Linked DNA regions of Homo sapiens: region 1 is linked to region 2. The links are chromatin loops, found by intact Hi-C in ENCODE. Cell type or tissue: HepG2. All regions are shown on one strand. Each heading gives the region's core, and the rest is flanking DNA. Links, peaks and the distances in the headings are about the cores only.

What was found. A loop is a pair of places that touch in the nucleus more often than their neighbours do. Peaks named below come from ENCODE experiments on the same cell type or tissue, not always from the same donor. Only the 100,000 strongest peaks of a DNase experiment are listed, where the experiment ranks them.
Region 1: it touches region 2 in a loop (9-fold over the local background); 2 of 110 quality-filtered maps call a loop at or near these places.

What each region holds. Positions count from the first base shown.
Region 1 is chr2:109,627,975-109,636,266 of GRCh38, forward strand. It overlaps a transcript of RANBP2 not described here. Among named protein-coding and RNA genes, the nearest start is that of SOWAHC, 18 kb to the left of the region's middle. In HepG2, for the core only: a CTCF peak has its summit at 2,587 (motif pointing left); DNase peaks (open chromatin) are centred at 2,627, 3,247 and 4,487.
Region 2 is chr2:109,711,077-109,719,368 of GRCh38, forward strand. It overlaps a transcript of RANBP2 not described here. Among named protein-coding and RNA genes, the nearest start is that of RGPD5, 79 kb to the right of the region's middle. In HepG2, for the core only: a CTCF peak has its summit at 4,473 (motif pointing left); a DNase peak (open chromatin) is centred at 4,455.

The DNA.
Region 1 (8,292 bases), core at 1,971-6,970, 83 kb before region 2:
ATTTATGCATTGCTGGGCTTGAGAGGGTGCGTATCTGTGTCTTTGATGGACATGGGGCATTGACTTCTTGATTTTCTGTCTTCTGGATGGTAACAGTGGTGGCTGCTCCTGTGGCCCATCTCATGGACATCTTCTGGGAGGATCCTGAGCACTGGGCCTGCAGCCACCCTCCATCATGCAGAGATGCTCCAGGCTACTAAACCACTGCAGAAAATCACATTTAAAAAGATAGATTCCAGCTGTGTGCAGTGGCTCACACCTGTAATGCCAGCACTTTGGGAGGCTAAAGTGGGTGGATCACTTGATGTCAGGAGTTCCAAACCAGCCTGGCCAACATAGCAAAACCTCATCTCTACTAAAAATACAAAAATTAACTAGGTGTGGTGGCTTGCGCCTGTAATCCTAGCTACTCCGGAGGCTGAGGCATGAGAATTGCTTGAACCCAGGTGGCAGAAGTTGCAGTGAGTGGAGATCGCGCCACTGCACTCCAGCCTGGATGACAAAGTGAGACTCTGTCTCAAAAAATAATAAATAAATAAATAAATAAATAAATAAATAAATAAATAGATTCCCACTATTCCCAGTATGGCCACATTCAGTTTATACTAATTTAAGCCTCCGTCATTTATATCCTCATTTATATTCTAATACTTTCTCAGGTGGATACATTTTTTTCTGCTAACCTCGTCCTCTTTTTCTCAAAGCTCTCTGCTTGCTTATGTATATTCCAACCTGTCCACGTTGTGCTTCAAGGCACTTTGCCAATAAGATGACATGGTACTTTTTCAAAGCACATTCCAGGTAGTGTGTTTATCTACTTTTATACAGTAGATTTTTTTTAACCTTACCAAAAAATATTTAAGTGAGTGAGAGTTATTTTTCTCTTCCTTTTGAGGGAGTTCGTGCTCTTGGCAGGCAGGTTGGCAGTCATTTAAAATGTCTAACTAGGCTGGGTGCAGTGGCTCACGCCTGTAATCCCAGCATTTTGGGAGGCTGAAGTGGGTGGATCACCTGAGGTCAGGAGTTTGAGACCAGCTGACCAACATGGTAAAACCTCGTCTCTACTAAAATTACAAAATTTGCTGGGCCTGGTGGTGGATGCCTGTAATCCCAGCTACTCGGTAAGCTGAGGCAGGAGAATCACTTGAACCCAGGAGACGGATGTTGCAGTGAGCTGAGATCCTGCCACTGCACTCTGGCCTGGGCGACAGAGCAAGACTCCGTCTCAAAAATAAATAAATAAATAAATAAATAAATAAATAAAATGCTTAACTAACATTTAAATACTGAAGAGCTGCCAGCAAGTACAAATGTCACCTGGCCTAAAGATATATATATATATATATATATATATATATATATATATATATATATATATATATTTTTTTTTTTTTTTTCATTTTCCTGGACCTCATTTTCACAAGCTTGAAAAATTGTAAATCTTCACCTTAATATAACAATTAACTTACAAGTATTTACTAAGTTGAGAATTGATTTTTAAATCTCAACACCATGCTGTACAAATTTGAATAGTAAGTACGAAAATGTGTGTATGAGGCGAGGCACAATGGCTCACACCTGTAATCCTAGCACTTTGGGAGGCTGAGGCAGGTGGATCACTAGGTCAGGAGTTTGAGACCAACCTGGCTAATATGGTGAAACCCCGTCTCTACTAAAAATACAAAAATTAGCCAGGCATGGTGGTGCATACCTGTCGTCCCAGCTACTCGGGAGGCTGAGGCAGAAGAATCGCTTGAACTCAGGAGGCAGAGGTTGCAGTCAGCCGTGATCACACCACTGCACTTCAGCCTGGGCAATAGAGCAAGACTCCGTTTCAAAAAAAAAAGAAAACGTGTATGAGTATGGTTTGGTAAATACACACATACGTTATGTACCCCGCTAATATTTATTAATTAAAAAGCAATTCTAGAGCTCATACTGGGAGCAGCAGTACCTCCCCCATGGAGAACACAGTGAGCTAGATGTCCCAGGCTCTGCCCTGAAGGGACTCACAGTCAGAAGTAAAATACAACACGCCCACACATAACTACAGTGCAAGAAAGAATGAGAAGAAAATCCATGTGGGCTAGACAGACAAAGTGACACTAAGGTTTAGGAGACAGGAGAAATTCCAGCTGGAGGATTGCATGTATTATGTGTGTAAGCGTGTGTATAATTATAATCCTCTAGCTGGAATACATATATGTGCACATATATATATATTTATGTATATTATGATGTTCTGACATCTTAAAAAACCCTCCCTGGGGCAGCCAATTCTTGGAGATAAGAAATAACAGGCTCAGGTTGGAGCATGCCTTTGACAGGCAAACAAACCAACCCAGAGCCAGCACTCCTCTATCTGGCCTGCAAACCCTAGCAGACGGCTCCTCTACCTCAATCATCCCAAGGCCAGGTAGTACTCCAGGCAACCAGGGACCATCCCTAGAGTCTAGAGCCCACCAGAATTATCCGCTCTAGCCAATCCTATACTGTCCATTCTGCCCTGCCTTGCGGTTCCTGTGGAAACCACCATAAAGGCCATGGCCTGACCCTTCCCTGACTCCTGTCTTCCACCTCCTGGCCACCCTGGTGTCTGCTGTGTGGCCTGTGTAGCGCGGCATGCCTCCTTTCTCTAGGACCGATGAGCATAATGCACTTTGCTCTCCCCAGTCTCTCCTTTGTTTCCTCTCATAGCCACACCTGACTGATGATTTCCTAAAAGAGTACAAAACAAGGATCAGGAAAGACTTTGTGGAGGTAATGTTGAGGGATGGATAGTATGAGTATAGAAAGTTTTCAAGATTGAGGCTGGGCGCGGTGGCTCATGCCTGTAATCCCATCAGTTTGGTAGGCCAAGACAGGCAGATCACCTAAGGTCAGGAGTTCGAGACCAGCCTGGCCAACATGGCGAAAACCCATCTCTACTAAAAATACAAAAATTAACTGGGCGTGGTGGCAGGCACCTCTAATCCCAGCTACTCGGGAGGCTGAGGCAGGAGAACCACTTGAACCCGGGAGGCGGAGGTTGCAGTGAACCGAGGTCACGGCACTGCACTCCAGCCTGAGCGAGACTCCGTCTTCAAAAATCAAAAACAATAAACAAACAACAGAAAGTATCCAAGATTAATAACTTGAAAAGGAAAAAGGGCTTGCTGTTGATGATTAAACAGACATGATATCATTGCTATATGACCTGGAAGCTGACTGTGGCAGTCACAGGATTGCAGATGTCATCTCATTCAGCTCCGAGATAAGGGATAAGTCACCTTGTGGCAGAGCCAGGACTTGGACCTACAACTGCGGATGCTCAGCCCTACACTCCTACCTCCATGTAGACTATTTCCTATGAATTGGAAAAATTATACTTTCTTGTCATATGAAATATTTTGAAAAGAAGTCTTATTTGTAATCCCAAGTCTTTTTGGAAAGTGAGTTAAGTATATAGATATCAATTAATAGGTTGAATGATGACATCTATAATAATTTATCAAATTCTGGCCGGGTGCAGTGGCTCCCACCAGTAATCCCAGCATTTTGGAAGGCCAAGGTGGGCAGATCACCTGAGGTCAGGAGTTCGAGACCAACCTGGACAACGTGGTGAAACCCTGTCTCTACTAAAAATACAAAAATTAGTAGGGCGTGATGGCGGGCACCTGTAATCCCAGCTACTCAGGAGGCTGAGGCAGGAGAATCGCTTGAACCTGGGAGGCAGAGTTTGCAGTGAACTGAGATTGCGCCATTGCACTCCAGCCTGGGTAACAAGAGCGAAACTCAGTCTAAAAAAAAAAGAAAAAGAAAGAAATCTCATTATCTCTGTTGTATAACAAATAATTTGTCTAGTCTTTGTCCTGAATTCCTGGTATGGAGACTCTAAAAACCCTTGGGGTTTTTTGAGTGGTAGGGCTTTTTTATGCTACTAAGGTAAAGGTGGAACCCTAGACAGCCTCAAGATGGGGGCTGGTTACCAAAAGACCCGCCCAGCCTGGTGATTAGAGGGTTGGGGAATTTGAGTCACCTGACCTTGAAGAGAGGAGGGGGGTCTGGAGGTTGAGATTAATCACAGGTTCAGTAGTTTAATCACTTGTGCCTACAAAATAAAATCCCAGTAAAAGCTCTAGAACCGGAGGCTTCCAGGGCCTCCTGGTTGGTGAACATGTTGATGTGCCAGGACGTGATGTGCCCTGATTCCACGAGGAAAGGCCACTGAAGCTCTGCATTTGGGACCCTCCCATATTTGTATGCTTTACAGTGAAGCTAATCATAAGCATTGCACTTTCCTGAGTCTGCCAGTTGTACTAGCAAATGATCAAACCTAAGGGGGTCATGGGAACTCCCAAATTTGGAGTCAGAGTACAATTGCCCTGAGGACCCTCTGAGACTTGTGGCTGGTGTCTGAAGGGGACTAGGGGTCTGTGGTGAACTTTGCCCTCAATCTGTGGCATCTGCACCAGCTCCAGGAAGTTAGTGTCGCAATTGAATTGCTGTACACCCAGCTGGTCAGGTCAGTTTGGGTGGAAAGAGAATGTCATATTATCCATTTAAAACTTGATGTCCAGCCGGGCGCAGTGGCTCACGCCTATAATCCCAGGACTTTGGGAGGCCAAGGCAGGCGGATCACAAGGTCAGAAGCTCGAGGCCAGCCTGGCCAATATGGTGTTTAGTAGAAACCCCGTTTCTACTAAAAATACAAAAATTATCTGGGTGTGGTGGCGGGCGCCTGTAGTCCGAGTACTCAGGAGGCTGAGGCAGGAGAATCGCTTGAACCCAGGAGGTGGAGGTTGCAGTGAGCCGAGATCACGCCACTGCACTCCAGCCTGGGCAACAGAGCGAGACTCTGTCTCAAAAAAAAAAACAAAACAAAACAAAGCAAAACAAAAACTTGACGTCCAAGATGAAACACACACTAATCATTTTAGATTTCTTTCCCTTCAAATTCTTTCAGTTCCCAACTCTTACCAGTTACCACAAATGTGATACCTTCTTTGTATTGTACTCGCGCTCTGTGGAGAACAGCATGGCTTGGAGGAGGGGAACTACGTTAGGCAGGGTTTTGATGGGAAATAGAAGGCACATCCACTGGAATTTTTTTTTAAAGTTTTGAACGAAGACATGATTTTAAAAAGAACAGACAGGGACGGTCGTGGTGGCTCACACCTGTAATCCCAGAACTTTGGGAGGCCATGGCGGGTGGAATCACCTGAGGTCAGGAGTTCAAGACCAGCCTGCCAACATGGCAAAAACCTCGTCTCTACTAAAAATACACAGATTAGCCGGACGTGGTGGTGCTCGCCTGTAGTCCCAGCTACTCGGGAGGCTGAGGCAGGAGAAACACTTGAATCCAGGAGGTGGAGGTTGCAGTGAGCTGAGATCGTGCTACTGCCCTCCAGCCTGGGTGACAGAATGAGACTCCATCTCAAAAAACAAAACAAAACAAAACAAAACAAAACAAAAAAACAGACAGAATGAAGGTAACAGGCAGGAAATGATGCTGAGGCGCCCAGGGGAACAGGCAGGAAATGATGCTGAGGCGCCCAGGGAAGCAGCTACCACCCTCAAGCCTGAGGTATCATCAGTGCTTGGGTGGCAGAGGACCTCAAGAAGGGGCCATCCAGCAGGACCTGCCATTGCAGAAGGACACAGCCCTGCAGAGCCACCGCCAAGAGGGAAGGGACAACCCCAACCTCTCTCTTCTCTCCTCTCCCAAAATAAAGCCAAGATAAAACGGAAACCCAGATGACTCAGCTCCCAGGTAGAGGATGAAGCTGGGGGAAATGAATGATTTAGCGTTGAAATGAGCATAGGTCATTGTAAGAGACTGCTAGATTCCAGGACTGTCACAGATGGGTTGATGTGCAAAAAGTCAGCCTGGCGCAATGGCTCACGTCTGTAATTCCAGCACTTTAGGAGGTCAAGGTGGGTGGATCACAAGGTTAGGAGTTCGAGACTAGCCTGGCCTATATGGGGAAACCCCATCTCTATTAAACATACAAAAATTAGCTGGGTGTGGTGGCGGGCACCTGTAGTCCCAGCTACTCAGGAGGCTGAGACAGCAGAATCACTTGAACTCAGGAAGCGGAGGTTGCAGTGAGCCGAGGTCGCGCCACTGCACTCCAACCTGGGCGACAGAGTGAGACTCTGTCTCAAAAAAAAAAAAAAAAAAAAAAAAAAAGAAAAGAAAAAGATACAATAGCTTTGACTGAATGTATTCAAAGATATAATAGCCAGGAATCTTTCCCAGTTGATGAAAAATACCAGTCACCGATCAGGAAGTCCAACAAATTGCAAGCAGAATAAATAAACAGAAACCAATAGAAACCCACACCTACACACATCATAATAAAATGTTAGAATGCCATTTACAAAGAGAAGACATTAAAAAAAGCCATAAAGAAAAAGATTATCTCCAAAAAAGGGTGATTAGGCTGAATTTGTATCTGAATCACATCACTGAGGGCCAGGAGGCCAGGGAATGAGAGCTTCAGAGCATGCACAGAAGTAGCTCTCAGCTGTCACAGAAGGTGGAGCTTCCAGGACTTTCTAGATGGAGGGCAAAATAAAGATATCTTTCAAACAAATAAAAATGGAGATAGTTTGCCTCCAACACAGTTACTCATTAAAGAACTATACTGGGGCTGATAAAGTAATCCCAGATGGAAATCCTGAGACTCAAATGGTGACGTGTATATTGGTACATCTATGTGGAAAAATCAAAAGAATATTGACTGCATAATACAATAATAACAACAACTCATGATGTTAAAAAGTAAGAGAGAACTAACATGGGAAGGAGGCTTAGATTAGCATAAAGATTATAACCAATATTTACTAAAACTAATTATTTGCACATAATACAAAGTCACAACCACGAATGCATGTTCATGAAGAAATAAAAGGACGAGTAAACAATTATGATTGTCCCTTTATGATTAAATATTCCTTTGCTGGCATGTTTACTTATTTTGTCATCTACCAGCAATCATTCACAAATAGGCTGTGGCAAAAGCCTAAGTGATAAGACACATTCATGGAGAAACTTGAAACTAATGATGCTCTAACATTTTCTGTAAATTGTAAAAATAATGTTTTGTCACTGACCTAGGTGTTTAATCTACTGTATAAAACTCCAGTGTTAAAAAAAAAAAAGAAACTCCAGTGTTCAGCAGAAGTGAAAGAGCCTCTTGGCATGTATTATTTTGTTTTATTTATATTTATTTATTTATTTTGAGATGGAGTCTCGCTCTGTTGCCCAGGCTGGAGTGCAGTGGTACCATCTTGGCTCACTGCAACCTCTGCCTCCCAGGTTCAAGTAATTCTCCTGCCTCAGCCTCCTGAGTAGCTGGGATTACAGGTGCATGCCACAATGCCCGACTAATTATTGTAATTTTAGTAGAGACAGGGTTTCACAATGTTGGCCAGGCTGGCCTCGAACTCCTGACCTCAGATAATCTGCCCACCTCGGCCTCCCAAAGTGCTGGGATTACAGATGTGAGCCACTGCGCCCAGCTAGCATATTGTATTTTAAGCAGGCATTTGTTCAATAATCCAACACCCATCAAGCACTGGAGTGAGTGGCAGATCCTCGCTGTGAGAGCGTTTTCCTAGTTCATGAGGAGAGCCAGATGCTACATCCAAAAAGGGAGCTGAGCCATAACTGGGTTGTCTGACCCTACCTCGTCTCAGATGGTCGGTGGGGGACACAGAGCAGAAGTCAGAAAACTGGATTGTGCAGATGAAGTGAGAGTACTCTGTGCCTCAAAAAGAATTCACTTGAAAAATATTACTGGATTCCAATTAGATGCCATGCACTTTCCCGGGTCCTAAGTTGCAAACATGAATAAGATATGCTGTCTAACTTTTCCCACTACTGGAAAGTGGTAAGTAAACACAGAATTGTATTACGGTTATTAAGTGCTATGGCATGAATGTTGGTATACTCCAAGAATTCTTATGTTGAAATCTTCACCCCAATGTGACGGTGTTAGGAGGTGGGGGCTTTGGGAGGTGATCAGGTCACAGTGGAGCCCTCATGACTAGAATTAGTGCCCCTACAGAAGAGGCCCCGAGAGCTCCCTCTCCTCTTCCTCCATGTGAGGATACAGAGAGAAGGCACCATCTGTGAACCAGGAAGTGAGCCCTTACCAGACACTGAACCTGCTGGCACCTTGATCTTGGACTTCCAGCCTCCAAAACTGTGAGAAATAAATGTCCGTTGTCTATAAGCCACCAAGTCTGTGACAATTTGTTCTAGCAGCCCAAATAGACTAGGACATTAATAATCTGATGATGGTT
Region 2 (8,292 bases), core at 1,823-6,822:
CTGAGTTCCAGCTTCCTATCTGCCCCTGGGGACCTGATATCTCCTCAGGGACATCTGAAAGGCAGCGCAACCTTGACATGGCCAAGTGAGAACTTCAGCCGCCCCGGCAAGTCCCCTGCAACTGTCTTCAGCAGCTCCGTCCCTATGCCCAGTAACTTAGGCCAGCATTCTCTGCCCTTCTTGAGCCCACTTCTCCTCACACCCTATAAACGTCACCATTTCCAAACCCCTCACGCCCAGCCATTCCTACCATTGCCAGGGGTGGGATGCAGCAGACCACCCTGCCCCTCCCCTGGGACCCTGCAGTGGCTCCTCACTAGCCTCCCACACCTGCCCTTGCCCCCATAGCTTCTCTGCACAGCAGCCAGAAGAGTCTTACAAAGTCAAATAAGCCACTCTCTTGTTTCACAAGCCTCCAGTGGCTTTCACTCTTGATAAACCCCCAAATCCTTGCCTACACGGTTCTGAGGCTTGCAGGACCAGCTTACCATCATCTCTGTGCCCCCTCCTTCTACGCTTTGATGCCCACTGGCTATGCAGAAGCCTGAGGAAGCCTCGCTGGCCTGGCCTGCCCTCCAACAAGCTGTGCACCAGCCTGTCCTGGCCTCTGCCTGAAATGCTGTCCTGGAGACCCCTCAGCCTGCCTCCTCCTTGCTCAAATCACACAATTATGAGGGGCCTTTCCACACTCAGAGTGAAGCAGCCCCCTTTGTCTCGGTCTATTTTCTCTTCTGCATGGCACTTAGCACCTGAAAGTGTCCGTTGTGTGTTTATCATCTGTTGAGCCCACTTCAGTGCAAGCTCTTAATGGCTGCCTGCAGTCTTGGCTGCTGCTCGCTTCTCCCTGCCCTCCCACTCACCACTAGGCCATGTTCCTCAGGGCAAGAGTTTACAATGCAGTGCATCCTGCCTGGCTCCTTCCCTGTCATCGGGGCTGATGCAGCCAGCTGGTCCAGAGCTCGGGAAGAGGATGTTTTGCAACACCACGCTCCATTTTGGTTTTGAACAAATTGCTATTGACTGCTGGATTTTTCTTTCCTCTTCAAATGAAAGATTTCATGTCCAGGTAGGCTGTTAAAACAGGCCTCCTATAAATCCCTTCCCCAGTGAGCTCAGGGCTGCCCTGGCCGGCTGTGTCAAGTGACAGGCCTGGAATGGAGAGAACCAGGGTCAGTGGTCAGATGGATCCTGCCGGCCCTGCCTGACTCTGGTCACTCATTCTCAGGCTGACACCAGAGCCTTGCCCTCTCCAGGCCCTGTGTGTCCTGCACCCTCACTCTCAGGGCTATGTAGAACTTTCATGGGTCCTGGGCATTTTTGCCTTCCTGGGCCTTTTCCACTATAAAAAATTATTTATTTTATTTTATTTTTTTGAGATTGAGTCTTGCTCTGTCACCCAGGCTGGAGTACAATAGCACGATCTCTGCTCACAGCAACCTCTGCCTCCTGGGTTCAAGCGATTCTCCTGCCTCCGCCTCCCAAGTAGCTGGGATTACAGGCGTGTGCCACAAGGCCCTGCTAATTTTTTGTATTTTTAGTAGAGACAGGGGTTTCACCATGTTGGCCAGGATGGTCTTGAACTCCTGACCTCGTGATCTGCCCACCTCGGCCTCTCAAAGTGCTGGGATTACAGGTGTGAGCCACCAAGTCTGGCTTTAAAAATTATATTTTACAATGATATTGGCATAAAGGCAAATATAATCTAGGCCGATTCATGATTACATACTCATTATATCTACTCATTTTTCTTCTGATTTTAAAAGAAATGAAAATGAAAGTCATATTCACAGGCCCCTAAAGCAAGTCTCATGGGTCCTGTGCTGTGCGCCAGAGCGAGAGTGAGTGAGAGTGGGCTCTGCTTCGCTCCCCTGCATGGCCCTGTATTGGGGGGATGGTACCTGAGACAAGGAGAAAACTTCTGTTTGACGGAATATGAAAAAAATCCAACTTGAGGGTACACTGAGGGGAGGGCCAGCCCAGCCCTGCTTTAAACTTCAGCAGCCTTCCTCCACCTGGGTCTCTTGAAACCCTCCCTCCTCTTGCACTGGCCACCTGACATTTCACATTCAGACCGCTTTTCCTCCAGAGCAGGGTTCCTGGAAGCATGGTGCAGACCCACTTCGTGGAGGAGAGATGGTGAACTGCAAATTCTGAGTCCTACCCAGTTACGAATCTCCAGGACAGGTTCAGGGTTCTTCATCATTAATAAGCCCTCCTGGTAAGGCTTAGGGCCACTGAAGTTTGAGAAAAGCTCCCTGAAGTCTAAATACAAACATCACTTCATCCCCCACAAAGGACAGCCTTGATTAGGAGGTAGAAGCCAAGCAGGAGCAGATGGACTAGAGGGGCCAGCAAGGGCTGAGTGTCAGCTCCAGAACGTGCCTCTGAGCTGAGTGACAAGGAAACCCATACAGCCTCTCAGCGCTCCAGCTTCTTCAGCTAGAAATTGGGAATAACAGCACCTACTTCACTGGGTTGGAAATCAATTGGGACCATGAATTTGTGTTTGGTAAGCTGTGAGAATGTTAGGTACTAGCTCTGCAGAAGTGGTCGTGGTCTTGGGGTTCTTGGCCTGCTGGGGTCCCTGATCCTTGTGCCCAGAGAGTCCATGAGATCAGGATAAAAGCACTCAACAGCTAGGAATGAAAGAAAACTTCCTCAGGCCATTAAAGGGCATCTGCAAAGAGCCCACAGCTAACATCATGATTGAAAGCTCTCAATGAATGATTGATCGAATGATCGAAAGCTTTCCTCCTAAGATCACTCTGTTTTTGCTACTCTTACACTCAACACAATACTTCCAACACCACATGTGTGGGTTTTCCCCATACAGCAATTCTCCAGGGGACACCAGCTGGATATCCTATAATTTAACTCAGTTCTGACACTATCTACCTGGAGTTGGAGTCAGATCCCACAGGTTAAGGGCTCAGGCCCGTAGGACTGCCCCCACTTCAGACGCCAATCATAAGTAGTAGATTACCCACAACTACATGGAGGTTCTTTTTTATTTTTTCTTTTTGAGATAGGGTCTTGCTCTGTCACCCAGGTTAGAGTACAGTGGCATGATCTCAGCTAACTGCAACCTCTACCTCTGGGGCTCAAGTGATCCTCCTACCTTACCTCAGCCTCTTGAACAGCTGGACCAATAGGCACGTTGCATTACACCTGGCTAATTTGTGTGTGTGTGTGTGTGTGTGTGTTTTTCTCTTTTTTAAAAGTTTTTATTTTATTTTATTTTTTTGAGACGGAGTCTCGCTCTGTCGCCAGGCTGGAGTGCAGTGGTGTGATATTGGCTCACTGCAACCTCTTCCTCCCAGGTTCTAGTGATTCTCCTGCCTTAGCCTCCTGAGTAGCTGGGACTACAGGCATGCACCACCACGCCTGGCTAATTTTTGTATTTTTAGTAGAGATGGGGTTTCACCATATTGGCCAGGATGGTCTTGTTCTCTTGACCTCGTAATCTGCCTACCTTGGCCGCCTAAAGTGCTGGAATTACAGACGTGAGCCACTGTGCCCGAGCTTTATTTTATTTTTATTTTTTATTTTTTTTGAGACAAGGTCTCTCTGTATTGCCCAGGCTGGAGTGCAGTGGTGCCATTGGCTCACTGCAACCTCTACCTCCCAGGTTCAAGTGAGTCTCCTGCCTCATCCTTTGAGTAGTTGGAGTTACAGGTGTGTGCCACCACCACCAGGCTAATTATTGTAGTTTTAGCAGAGACAGGTTTTCACCATGTTGACCAGACTGGTCTCAAACTCCTGACCTCAGGTGATCCACCTGCCTTGGCCTCCCAAAGTGCTGGGATTACAGGTGTGAGCCACCACGCCCGGGCTTGTGCTATTTTTAAACATTTAATTTTATGATAAATCCCATAGTAGGTTTTTTTTGGGGGGGTGGGGGTGGGGGCGGGGCGTGGAGTTTCGCTCTTGTTGCCCAGGCTGGAGTGCAATAGTGTGATCGGCTCATTGCAATCTCTGCCTTCTGGGTTCAAGTGATTCTCCTTCTTCAGCCTCCCAGGTAGCTGGGATTACAGGCATATGCTACCACACCCAGCTAATTTTGTATTTTTAGTAGAGACGGGGTTTCACCATGTTTGTCAAGCTGGTCTCGAACTCCTGACCTGAGGTGATCCACCCACCTCGGCCTCCCAAAGTGCTGGGATAACAGGCATGAGCCACAATGCCCAGCCTATAGTACTTTTTGTATTTTTTGTAGAGACTGGATTTCATCATGTTGCCCAGGCTGGTCTCAAACTCCTGGACTCAAGCAATCTGCCTGCCTCAAGCTCCCAAAGTGCTCTCACCATGCCTGGCCTCCTTTTCAGGTTTGATTAATTTGCTAGAGTGGCTCACAGAACTCAGGGAGACACTTAGGCTCACTTAGGCTATTGTAAAGGACGTTACAAAGGATACAAGAACAGCCAGATGAAGAGGTGCACCAGGCAAGGTGTGAGGAAAGGGCATGGAGCTTCCCTGCCCTCTCCTGGAAGCCACTCTCCCAGCACCTCCACATGTTCAGCAACTCAGAAGCTCTCTGAATTCTGTTCCTTTGGGTTTTTATGTAGGCTTCATTACCCAGGCATGATTGATTAGATCACTGGCCATTGGGGGTCAGCTCAACCTTCAGCTCTTCCTCCTTCCCTGGAGGATCAGTTTCAGAAATGAAAGTTCCAACCCTCTAATCATCTGGTTCACCTGGCAGCCAGCCCCCATCCTGAGGCTACCCAGGGGCCCCAGCCATTTGAGCTATGTGCCAGGAAACAGGGAGGAAGATGAAATATATATATTTATTATGAATCACAATATCATAATCACAAGATAAATATGTCCATTCTTGCCACTTCTATTCAACATTGTCCTGGAGTTTCTAACTAGGGCAAGTAGTGTAAACCAAAATGTGTCTGAGACAGGTCTCAATTTAGAAGTTCATTTTGCCAAAGTTAAGGACGCGCCCAGGAGAAAGGTACACCTTTCCCCAAAGATGATTTTGAGGTCTTCAATATTTAAAGGGGAAAAGTGGGCTGGAGAAAGGAGAGGGTCGCATGACTGAATCCACATGTTACAAGAGAAAGGGAGTAGGTAGGGGAATAGTCAATTATGTATTTGTCTGGCACTCAGTAAATTAGCACTTTATTTTTTTTAATTTTATTTACTTATTATTTTATTTTTTTTAAAAAAAATTTATTTATTTTTTGAGATGGATCTTGCTCTGTTGCCCAGGCTAGAGTGCAGTGGTGCAATCTGAGCTCACTGCAACCTCTGCCTCCCGGGTTCAAGCAATTCTCCTGCCTTAGCCTCCTGAGTAGCTGGGATTATAGGTGCCTGCCATCGCACCTGGCTAATTTTTGTATATTTAGTAGAGACCGGGTTTCACCATCTTGGCCAGGCTGGTCTCAAACTCCTGACCTCGTGATCCACCCGCCTCGGCCTCCCAAAGTGCTGGGATTACAGGCGTGAGCCACCGCACCCAGCCTTATTTTATTTTTTGAGACAGGGTCTCACTCTAGTTGCCCAGGCTGAAGTGCAGTGGTGCAATTTCTGCTTACTGCAGCCTCCACCTCCCAGGCTCAGGTGATTCTCCTACCTCAGCTTCCTGAGTAGCTGGGACTACAGGCACGCACCACCATGCCTGGCTAATGTTTTGCACTTTTAGTAGAGACAAGAGTTTTGCTATGTTGCCTAGGCTGATGTCAAACTCCTGGACTCAAGCAATCTGCCCACCTCTGCCTTCCAAAGTGTTGGAATTACAGGCATGAGCCACCGCGCCCAGCCTAATCAGCACTTTACATAAGATAAGGTGAACATAGAGTAGCTACTTGTAGAGATATTTAACCTTTTATCTGCAGCTATCTGCTTAGGAGCAAAAGGAAAGGCAACTTCTCGCAGGACTCAGCTTTCAGCTTAATTTTTTTCTTTTGGCAGAGTGACTTGAGGTCCCAAATTTTATTTTCCTTTCACACTAGACAAGAAAAAGAAGTAAAAGGCATCCCAGTGAAAAAGTAAGAGATAAAATTTGTCTGTATTCACAGATGACATGATCTTATATACAGAAAATCCTAAGAAATTCACTAAAAAATTATTTGGACCAATAAATGAGTTCAGCAAGGCTGCAGGATAGAAGATCAATATATAAAAATCAAATGTATTTCAATATGCTTGCAAACAACAATCCAAAAATGAAAATTAAAAACAAACCAAAAAAAAAAAAAAAAAAACCCAGTTCCACGGGGTGCGGTGGCTCACGCCTGTAATCCCAGCACTTTGGGAGGCCGAGGCGGGTGGATCACTTGAGGTCAGGAGTTTGAGACCAGCCTGGCCAACATTGTGAAATCCCGTCTCAACTAAAAATACAAAAATTTGCTGGGCATGGCGGTGGACGCCTGTAATCCCAGCTACTCAGGAGGCTGAGGCAGGAGAATCGCTTGAACCCGGGAGGCAGAGGTGGCAGTGAGCTGAGATCTTACCATTGCATTCCAGCCTGGGCAACAAGAGCAAAACTCCATCTCAAAAAACAAAAACAACAAAACAACAACAACAACAACAAAACAGTTCCTAGGCCAGGCACAGTGGCTCACACCTGTAATCTCAGCATTTTGGGAGTCCAAGGCGGGTAGATCAATTGAGGCCAGGAGTTCAAGACCAGCTTGGCCAACATGGTGAAACCCCATCTCTACTTAAAATACAAAAATTAGCTGGGTGTGGTAGCAGGTGCCTGTAGTCCCAGCTTCTCAGGAGGCTGAGGCAGGAGAATCGCTTGAACCCGGGAGGCAGAGGTTGCAGTGAGCCGAGATCACACCATTGCACTCCAGCCTGGGCAACAGAGTAAAAGTCTGTCTCAAGAAAACAAAAACAAAAACACAAAACCATTTCCATTTGTGATAACATTAAAAGGAATAAATTACCTAAACATAAATTTAACAAAATGAGCAAAACTTATACTTTGAGAACTGCAAAACTGACAGAAATTTAAAAAGATCAAAAAAAGTGGAAAATAATAGGCATTGGCAGGAATGCAGAGAAACTGGAACCCTCACATATTGCTGGTGGAAATGTAAAATGATGCGGCCACTTTGGAAGAGAGTCTGGTGGTTCCTCAAATAATTAAACAGAGTTACAATCTGGCCCAGCACTTCTCTGAAGGTATGAACCCAAGAGACATAAAAGCATATGACCACCTAAAAATTTGTACACAAATGTTTATAGTAGCATTTTCCATAATAACCAACAAGTGGAAATAACCTGTCCATCAACTGATGAATGGATAAAGAAAATGTGGTATATCCATACAATGGCGTATTACTCAGCCATAAAAAGGAATGAAGTACTAATACATGCTACAACATGGATGAACTTAGAAACATTATGTGAAGTGAAAGAAGCCAGTCACAAAAGACCATATATTATAGGATTACATTTATACAAAAGTCCAGAATAGGCAAATCTGTAGAGTAGATTTGTAGTTGCTCAGGGTTGGGAATGGGAGGTAGAGAGATGGATCAAGGTACAGGAGGATGACAGCTAACAAGTACCAGGTTTCTTTTTGAAGTGGTGAAACCATTCCAACATTGACTATGGTGACTGTTGCCACATCAACCCTGTGACTTAAAAACAATTTAATTACGGCCAGGCGCAGTGGCTCACGCCTGTAATCTCAGCACTTTGGGAGGTCGAGGCAGGCAGATCATGAGGTCAGGAGATCAAGACCATCCTGGCCAACATGGTGAGGAGATTGAGACCATCCTGGCCAACATGGTGAAACCCCGTCTCTACTAAAAGTACAAAAATTAGCTTGGCATGGTGGCACATGCCTGTAATCCCAGCTACTCGTGAGGCTGAGGCAGGAGAATTGCTTGAACCAGGGAGTCAGAGGTTGCAGTGAGCTGAGATTGTGCCACTGCATTCCAGCCTGGCAACAGAGTGAGACTCCATCTAAAAAAAAAAAAAAAAAAAAAGAAACAAAAACAAAAAGCAATTTAATTACATGCCTGAGTGGGTAAATTGTGTTGTATGTGAATTATATCTTTTTTTTTTTTTTTTGAGATGGAGTTTTCCTGTTGTTGCCCAGGCTGGAGTGCAATGGCATGATCTGGGCTCACCGCAACCTCCGCCTCCCAGGTTCAAGTGATTCTCCTGCCTCAGCCTCCTGAGTAGCTGGGATTACAGGCATGCACCACCACACCCGGCTAATTTTTTTTGTATTTTTAGTAGAGATGGGGTTTCTTCATGTTGATCAGGCTGGTCTCAAACTCCCAGCCTCAGATGATCCTCCCACCTTGGCCTCCCAAAGTGCTG